Linked DNA regions of Homo sapiens: regions 2 and 3 are each linked to region 1. The links are chromatin contacts, found by Hi-C or POLR2A ChIA-PET in ENCODE. All regions are on one chromosome and are shown on one strand. Each heading gives the region's core, a stretch centred on a gene start or an enhancer-like site at or near the end of the contact. The rest is flanking DNA. Distances are from core to core; before and after follow the strand shown. Region 1 holds the start of DSCR9 (Down syndrome critical region 9). Region 2 overlaps DYRK1A (dual specificity tyrosine phosphorylation regulated kinase 1A). Region 3 holds the start of HLCS-AS1 (HLCS antisense RNA 1).

Region 1 (2,821 bases), core at 137-2,636:
AAACCAATGTACTCCTGATTACCTCAACTTATTATGTTGGGATTATTGAGGTCTATAGTATCTGTATGGTGGAAATACCGTATAATGCAACTCTTCCCAACTCTGTGTTTAGTGGGGTGACACTGGTAGCTTGAAATCAACCATCGTTGGAGTACTAACACCACAGTCATTGGCAAATGCTGTTTTGCTTCCCTGGAAAAGCTGGTAAAGCCTGGAGTTCTGCTGGTCTGGTGGTGCTGGTCTGGTGGTGCTTGATACCTTTCTCATTTCACATTTGAAATGGTGATTCAGGCACTCAGCAAACCCTGCTGGGATGATTTCTGCTGAGAGAGCTCCTTCCCATTGCTCTTTGGCTAGGGTCCTCACTTCCCTTGCCACCGCCTGGCCTTGCCTGGTTCTCTGCCATCCTGGAAAGGAGACACTGCTCTCTGCAGCGTCTCTGGCCCAGAGACAGGCCGAGTCTGTCATTGCATTAGCCTCTTAGTGGTTCCTTGGGGGCCACTCCCAGCAGAACCTCTGTCCCTGCCACAACAGGTCCTGTGCTACGAAACACCAAGGAAGTCCCCTTCCTGCCTCTGGCCAGGCCCTGCCTGAGAGGGTGCATGTGAATGCAAAGCAGGTCTGTTTCAGGAGTGCCCAAAAAGAAGCCACCAGGAGGACACCTCCATGCCAGAGGTGACTCATCTTACCTCCCAGAGGAAGGACTGGGGCCGGTCCCTTGGCCTTGCCAGGACAGCCTCCACAACGAGCAGCTGGTATGGTTACAGGGCTCCTGTGGCAGGCACTTTCAAAGAGACAAGCTTGCTCTCTGTAACATGTGCCTTTGTGTCAAACAGACCTGTCATTGTTTTCAGCAAATACCTTGGGACTTCAGTGCATAAATACCATTCTAGGTATTTTTCAGAAGTTGTGTATAAAGGCATTCTGCCTAATTCCTTCAGTCCTCTATTTCAGTTTCTATTTATTTGGTGTGATAGAAAGCTCTTAATTTAGATCTCCCCACCGCCAGTTCCAAGAAATCTGCCACCAGCTCCAAGCCTCATGTCCTGAAGTGCCACCTCATTCCCGCGGGGTGAGCCAGCAGCCTCTGAAAAGAGGAAGCCATTGAACAGATCACACTGTGCCTCCCGCCGCTGGCTGCCGCCCCAGCGCCAGCAGGACTCCGGCTTTGACTGGGGACTCACTGGAGGCCACATCGCTTTTGCTTCCAGTTTCCAAACTGCCACCACCTCGAAACTGCCAGACCTTTGAAAGCTGAGGCACAGTGCCTCACCCCTTCCTTCAGAAGACTGTCCAGCTCCCCCTCCTTCCCCTCCTCCCTCCCCCACTGGGGACCTCTCCTAGGGGAGGGGTCTGGTGTCCTCAGCTGGCTCCTCTCCACCTTCGCTTCTACCCGGGGGCTCCAGTGCATCTGGCTTTATCTCTGGGGTGAGCCATGCGGCCCTGGTCATCTGGACGGGCCACTGAACTCCACACATTCACCTGTTCACTGGCTCATCCATTCATTCATCTGGTCTCATGTGCTGCCCTGTTCTAGGTGCTTCCATACAAAGGGGACAGAAGAGATGATGGAAGGCCTCAGTACTGCAGGAGGGGAGACGGATGTCATCTACAATCACACAATACATGGGAGGTCACAGGTGATCCCGAGGAAAACGAAGCTGGGAAGGGGATGAGGGAGTCTCTTTGTCTAAACTTGACCCAGGTTTAGACAGAAGCCAGGAACGGCGTCATCTGAGTGCAGCCTGAGGGACGGGGGAGGAGGTAGGGGCAGGGGCGGGCAGTCAGGCAGAGAAGCCAGTGGAGCGATGCCCGCTAGGGTGTTTCCAGAGCCCGAGGAGGCCAGAGCCGCTCTTTGCCTGGAGGATTGTACAGAAGTGGGGATTCCCAGGGGGTGGATGGGGGTGGGGGCTGGGGGGCAGTGGCCTGAGCCTGGCAGCTCAGGGATTCATGCGGCAGGCGGTGCAGCTTGTTGGTCAACCTCATGAAATACTAGTTTTGCACGTGGCCTTAGACTCTGGGGACTTGGTCTGGGGCCAGGTAGGGGGCATTTCTGATGTGATGTCACCTGTGTTACTCTATCCGTCAGGGCCTTACGGAGCCCTTGCTTCCTCCAACACCCCCACCGGCTTTCTCCTGTGGCTTAAAATTGACCTAGTCAGTCCTGCCAGTGGGTCTACCCTGCAGGCCCATGGGAGCACCCATGGATCCCAGTCCTGGCCCAAGCACCTGCCCTCACTGCTACCCACCCCAAGCCATCAGCCTCATTCTCACTTTACCTCCTCACACCTGGTTTCACTGAAGCCTGGGCCAGCCCCCTCAACCCCTTCCCAAGCTCCCATCTACCCCTGCCACAGCCCTGCTCCCTGCAGCAGGGGCCTCAGAAGTTAGTCTCTTGGAGCGCTGGGGTTAAATGAATGTGCCTTGCACATACTAGCTGCTCAGTAAACACAAAAAAACTCAACCCAGGCTCCAGAACAAGAGCCACACCCCACAAGCTGGCTGTGGTGGCCTCTGAATCTGAATTCCCACCTCCATGTGACCTTCCTTAAGCCCCTCACTCCAGCCCTGCTCTTCACCATCTCCCAACATGATATTTACTAATGGTCATTTCAGGTACTGTGTTACCTGTCCACAAACATTGCAGCATTTAATTTCCCCAAGTACCCTATGAAGAAGAGATTACTCTTGCCTGCATTTTACAGACAAGGAAATAAACCTAAAAGGTTAAGTGATTTCCCCAAGGTCATGTAACTGGAAAATGTCAGGATTTGCACTTGCTAAGCCAACTCTCTCCTCTAGCCATTCTGCTTCTTCCTCT
Region 2 (2,821 bases), core at 111-2,610, 250 kb after region 1:
TGACATTTTAAAAATCTCCTAATGGCAGATTGATTTGTCTGTGCTCTTTTTGTATTATTAAGTCAGGCAGCAGATACTTAGAGAGCTTCTGCTGTTTTAAGCCATGGGGAGGCAGTAGCGAACAAAAGGGGTGGGGGAGTCTTGCGGCGTTCACATCTCAGAAATGTTACTGCGCTATGAGGGAGACTTTGGCCTCTAATCCACTGTTAGCCACTAGCCTCCAGTCAAAGTTAGAGAACCACCGGTCTTCATTCTTTTCATTAAGTGGTTGGACTTGTCTAAAAAGGTTTAATTTCACCTCCAGACTTTGTCTTGAGACATTGCGTGTCTTTGTTTACCTGTCTTTTGTTTCCAAACGTCCCTACGCTCATTCCTAGATTTAATTAAGGGCTCAAAGACTGCTCAATACCTTGTTTTGTACTAAGTAGGGAAGAATTTTAATTTAAATAGGTTTCATTACTGATTATTAATTTAAAATTTATGGGCACTACAAGAAAAACTATTTCTCTACCTGGAATTTTCATGACTGCCAATAACTTAGTACTAGGTGGTATTATCTGCTTTATTCATTCTTATTATTTAAAATATTTTATAACTTTAGGATATTAAAGAAAATATAAATTTACCCATATTATATGTTATCCTCTGTACAATATGATAATTTATGGAATCCAGCAGCTATATGTTGGATTACTATTTTAATCTTTTCTGTCTTCCAGATGGTATTACCAAAAATAAATCCTTGGCCTCCTATTTCAGCTGTAAGAATTTGGCTTACCTTTTGTAATCAAGAGTGGTAAGGGCCCTTTTACTGTAGGGTTAAGTAAGATTTTCTGTTATTTAGTTGTTGAGGATAGTACAGTTCCTAAAAAATGATACGTGCTTGTTAAATACAGAATGAATGAAAAGCACACATCTGCATATTAGTCTTAAAGTTTTAAGATGATTATTTTTGATTTTCAAATATAGGTAGTATTTCATTTTATTTAAGTTATACATTTATTTAAATTATCTAAGTTATAATAAAATGGCAAAACCACAACTACTTTTACACCAACCGAATACTTACATTTATTTCTCCTGTCCTTTGTGCTGTGATTGTTTTATTTATATGTAATAAACTCCACAATGTTATTTTTGCTTTGAACAGTCAGTTGGCTTTCAAAAATATTAAGAAAAAATGTCTTTTATATTTATCTACATACATATTTACATTTCTGGTGCTCTTTATTCCTTTGTGTGAATCTCAGTTTCTGTCTGGAATCATTTTCCTTCTGTGAACTTGTGTGAACATTTTTTGAGGGCGGATCTACTGTTGACAAATTCTTTCACTTTCATGGGTCTGAAAAAGTATTTTGCCTTCGTTTTTGAAGGGTGTTCTCACCGGATATAGATTTGTAGGTTAAAGGTCTTTTTTATTTTCATCATTTAAAGATGTTTTATTTTCTTCTGGCGGTGCACATGGTTTCTGGTGAGAAAGTGGTGACTCCCCTATATGGAAACAGGTGTTTTTGTCTCTGGCTGCTTTTACAATTTTTTTCTTCATCATTGGTTTTCAGCAGTTTGGTTGAGTTGCCTCAGTGTGATTTTTGTGTGACTTTTTCCTTTTTTTTTTTTTTTTAAACTTGTTTTCAGTTTGGTTAATTTATATTGCTTTGTTTTTCCATTCACTTATCTTTTCTTCTGCGGTGTCTGAACTGCTATTAGGTCCGTTCAGTGAATTTTTCATTTGAGTTATTTTGTTTCTCATTTTTAGAATTTCCATTTAGTTCCTTTTCGTAGATTCTATTTCTCTATTAAGATTCACTATTCCCTTATTTTGTCCATGTTTTCCTTTATATTTTAAAACATTCATAATAGTGGTTTTGGTCTGCTAACTTCACTCTTTCTGTCATTTCTGAGTCTTAAATGGATTTTTTCCTCCCGAATACAGACCACATTTTCTTGCTTCTTGCTGTGCCTAGTGAATTGGGCTGGCTATGGGGATGAGGAATGCTGGCCCGTGAGTGTTTGGATTTTGTTGTTCTCTTTAAAGAGTGTTGAATGTCGTCCTGGCAGGCTGTTAATTCACTTGCAGACCATCTTGATCCTTTGAGGTTTGTTTCAGTCTCTGTTAGAACAGGGGCCAGCCTTTACTGTAGGGCTGGATTAGCCCTAGCCCTAAATGTGGATTTTCTGGGGTCTCTGTTGAATGTCTGTGGGTTTCTCCACTGTAGCCTGTTTGAACACTCAATGTCTTACAGTCTTGTGTGAATTTTAGTAGTTATTCAGTTCACAGTTCCCTGGTAGTTGTTCTGTGCCTGGCTTCATGGTCCTTCTCCCAGTGCTTGTGCAGCTTAGCATTTGGCCAAAGAGTCAAGGAGAACCCTATGTACGGATTGATGGAGCTCCTTCTCTTTTTGTTACCTGCTGCACAAATTCCAGCCAATTCAGTGGCCTTGAACTCTTCCTTCTGTCTCTGCAGCACAGTGAGATTGCTGTGTTCTGTTTGGGCTCCCCCTTCCTATATTGTACCCTGGAAAGTGCCTCTAGATAGGAAACCAGGGGGATTGTAGGGCTCACCAAGAGTGATTTCTTTTTTCAGTCATCACGATTCTGCACTGCCTGTTGTCCAGTGTTTGAAAACGGTTATTTCGTATGTTTTGACTAGTTCTTTAGTTGTTTATGATGAATGAGGGAGTCTGGTACCAGGTACTCTACAAAGGTCATAAGTGGAAATCTGATAATACAAATTCCTAAGGGTAACATGTTTTTATCCATAACCCATTGTTACTAACAATTTTAATATATAGATTCAGTTAATCTTTCATGCTGAAAAACC
Region 3 (2,821 bases), core at 169-2,668, 240 kb before region 1:
ATAACTAGTACCTTGGGGGACCTGAGAAAACAGTCATTCATATTCAGTGTGACATAATACATATATGGTACTAACAAGAAAGAGTATTTTTTATTTGCTAGTGGCACAATTTCAACCCATATCTAAGCACAGCCTCCAGGCAATGTTCAAACCTGAGATAAGATTCAATTCCCCACAGGGGCTTTACGGTGTGACATATGCAGAAAACGTCATTTTAGTGCTAAAAGTGAGGCAATATTCCAGAAAACAGAGGAAAGGGACAAGAAACAGATTAAAAGCAAAACACGTTTAAATATTAATGAGAACAATGCTACCGATGTCCATGAAATTTTGTGCAGTACTGCACTGTGAAGCTAAGCCCATTTCCAAAAACAGCTGAATGGAAAGATCTATTGTTCCCTTTACAGCAAGGCAGCAGACTTTTTACAGAGATTAATTGACTGGCCCAAGTCACAAGGTAGGTGACAGAGTGGGCTGAACACGTAACCACCATCCTAAGCACTGGGTCAAAAAAAACAAAGGCTGACTGTCAACTGAAATTTAAAAGACGCAAAGACCATCAGTCGGGTGCCCAAGTTGGTGAATGATGCAACCAACTGACAGAAGATGGAGAGGGAAAAGGGCAGTTTTTGTAAATTTGGGGACATCTGACAAAAAGCTGATGACACAGGTGGGAGTTTTTTGTTTGGGATTTTTTTTTTTTTTTCTTAAGACAGGGTCTTGCTTTGTCACCCAGACTGGAGTGCAATGGCTCAATCATAGCTCACTGTAGCTTCAAACTCCGGGGCTCAAGTGAACCTCCCGGGATCAAGTGACCCTCCCGCCTCACCCTCCAGAGTAGCTGGGACTACAGGCGCGTGCCACCACGCCGACCTAAGTGTTTTTTTTGTTTTGTTTTTTGTAGAGAGGGGTCTAGCTATGTTGCCCAGGCTGGTCTCCATCTCCTGGGCTCAAAGCTGTCCTTCCTCCTAGGCCTCCCAGAGTGCAGGGATTACAGGCATAAGCCACCGCTCCCGGCCCGCCACAGCTGTCTCTCCTGGTTCACGGTCACCCAAACGCCGGCTCGAAGTGTGGGAGAGGAGGTTGGGGGCGACCCCAGGTGGGCACTGCTGGCGTCCGGCTGTCAATCCACAGCTCACGTCCTCACAGGTGCGCGCCTAGAGTCACGCGTCCAGCACCGCCCGGCTGGCCGGGAAGAGGCGACCGGGTCCGTGGTCCGAGTCCCGCACCTCCGGCCTCTCTCTGGGCCCCGGGGCAACAGCCCCTCCCGGGCCGCACAGGCCGCACTGAGGGCGCCACTCCGGGGCTCCCGAACTCCCGGGCTCCCGGCGGGGACGAGGCGCAGGGACGGGGGCACTTCCGGCTCGCGGGGCCCGGGTCGCCCGCCCGCCCGACCCGCCCACCTGGCTGTCGCTGACGCAGAAGACGCGGCCGCCACGGCTCAGGCACACGCGGGCGCCCGGGGGCTGCGCGGCCGCGCCGCAGAAGGTGAAGGAACAGCGCGAGGCACGCAGCCGCCGCACCGTGGCGCGCACGAGCTCAGCCGGCCGGCGACCCCAGCGCGCCCACAGGTACAGGTAGCACAGCGTGATGAGCATGGCCGCGCCGCCGGCAGGGCGAGCCCGCCTTGCCCGCCCGCCCCAGCGCCCCAGGCCCGGCCCCGCCCCGGCCGGAAGGGCCGCGCCGCCCCCCCGGGCCAGGCGGCGCGGGGGTGGGGACGGCGGGGGAGGCGGGGACCCGGAAGGTGACGCGGGCAACTGGAGGCTGCGGCGGGAGGGGCGGGGGGGGGTGAGGCCGCGCCCGGCTGTGTGATGGGGAGCTCCGGAGGCCGCGCCCAGGGCTGGTGGCGGCGGCGAGGGGCAGCGCTGGGGCGGGGGGTGTGCACCGGGGTCAGGGGACGCCGGGGCTGCACCCGGAGAGGGGGCTCGAGGGAGTGGAGGCCGGGGTGCGGGGCCGCGCCAGGGCTGAGGAGTGGGATGGGTATGTTGTGGATGCGGGGGAGGGGAGGCTCCAGTGGCTGCCCGACCTGTTTAAGCCAAGTCCGGCCTCCCTTCCTTGGAGGGGTGGGAGGCGGATTGAGGAGGGGGCTCTGCCTATGTTCATAGCTGCCAAGGCCAACCTTTACTAACCAGCAGCACACCGGGAGTCCCAGAGCGCTCCACAGCCGCTACCCAGTCGACTTGGGAAAATAAGATAAGGCCGTTTTTATTAAATTATACTAAGCCTTCATGCAAAAGATTTTAAGGTCAATCACATACATTCACGGGATGCAATAATGTTTTTTTAAATAAGGACAGGAAACAGAAATTGAAGACAGATAAGCACCAAGAAGGCTGCCTCTAAAAAGGCTGTGCCAGGAAGGCTCCCTATGGTGTTCTTGCTACATGTGGGTCAACAGTTTGACTGTAAGCATCCTAACACCAGTGGGAAAAGGAAAACATCACCATGATTTGGTGTTCTTGTCTCCAAGGGAAGCATAATTAGTCCTGACACAGAGGCTTCTCCCATAGAACCTCATTTCTTTAAAAGGCATTATGTAAAGAACGTGTTCTGAACAGCTGCGAAGCACAGCAAAGAATTCCATCCAGTGGCTTCCTATTCTGGCCCTCGCTGAAAATAGGTGGCAAGATGCAGCAAAAGCAATCATGTACACCACGTCCATGTCTTAATCTAAGGATAGTTTTTGTTTGTTTGTTTTTGAGACAGTCTCTCTCTGTCACCCAGGCTGGAGTGCAGTGGTGCAATCTCGGCTCACTGCAAGCTCTGCCTCCTGGGTTCAAGCGATTCTCCTGCCTCAGCCTCCCGAGTAGCTGGGATTACA

Evidence for each region. Hi-C counts contacts between places; a loop is a spot of excess contacts on that map. ChIA-PET counts read pairs that join two places held with the same protein, here RNA polymerase II (POLR2A). Pooled maps may share reads with other maps.
Region 2: a loop to region 1 is called in a pooled map, with 7 times the contacts of the local background. The contact joins the enhancer-like site here to the promoter of DSCR9 in region 1. A Hi-C loop is called at or near these places in 3 of 37 single-sample maps with no recorded cell type and 5 of 50 pooled maps. POLR2A ChIA-PET finds 5 or more read pairs at or near these places in 2 of 52 experiments (MCF 10A and SK-N-SH).
Region 3: a pooled map shows a loop between it and region 1 (4-fold over the local background). The contact joins the promoter of HLCS-AS1 here to the promoter of DSCR9 in region 1. A Hi-C loop is called at or near these places in 6 of 37 single-sample maps with no recorded cell type and 6 of 50 pooled maps.

The regions. Positions count from the first base shown.
Region 1 is chr21:37,207,117-37,209,937 of GRCh38, forward strand. DSCR9 (Down syndrome critical region 9) reads left to right here and starts at 1,387. Exons shown (of 3, transcript NR_026719.2): 1 at 1,387-1,428; 2 at 1,538-1,640. RefSeq lists enhancers at 51-887, 1,186-1,375.
Region 2 is chr21:37,460,256-37,463,076 of GRCh38, forward strand. The region is part of intron 2 of DYRK1A (dual specificity tyrosine phosphorylation regulated kinase 1A); the gene reads left to right. Among named protein-coding and RNA genes, the nearest start is that of KCNJ6-AS1, 57 kb to the right of the region's middle. Within about 2 kb of position 1,361, at least 6 of the 41 ENCODE cell types and tissues checked have a DNase peak (open chromatin) inside an H3K27ac peak, as active enhancers do.
Region 3 is chr21:36,965,041-36,967,861 of GRCh38, forward strand. It overlaps HLCS-AS1 (HLCS antisense RNA 1), which reads left to right and starts at 1,419. Exons shown (of 4, transcript NR_186434.1): 1 at 1,419-1,571. It overlaps HLCS (holocarboxylase synthetase), which reads right to left and starts at 1,629. Exons shown (of 11, transcript NM_001352514.2): 1 at 1,404-1,629. The coding sequence starts at 1,598. RefSeq lists an enhancer at 982-1,031 and silencers at 1,091-1,421, 1,142-1,471, 1,542-2,011.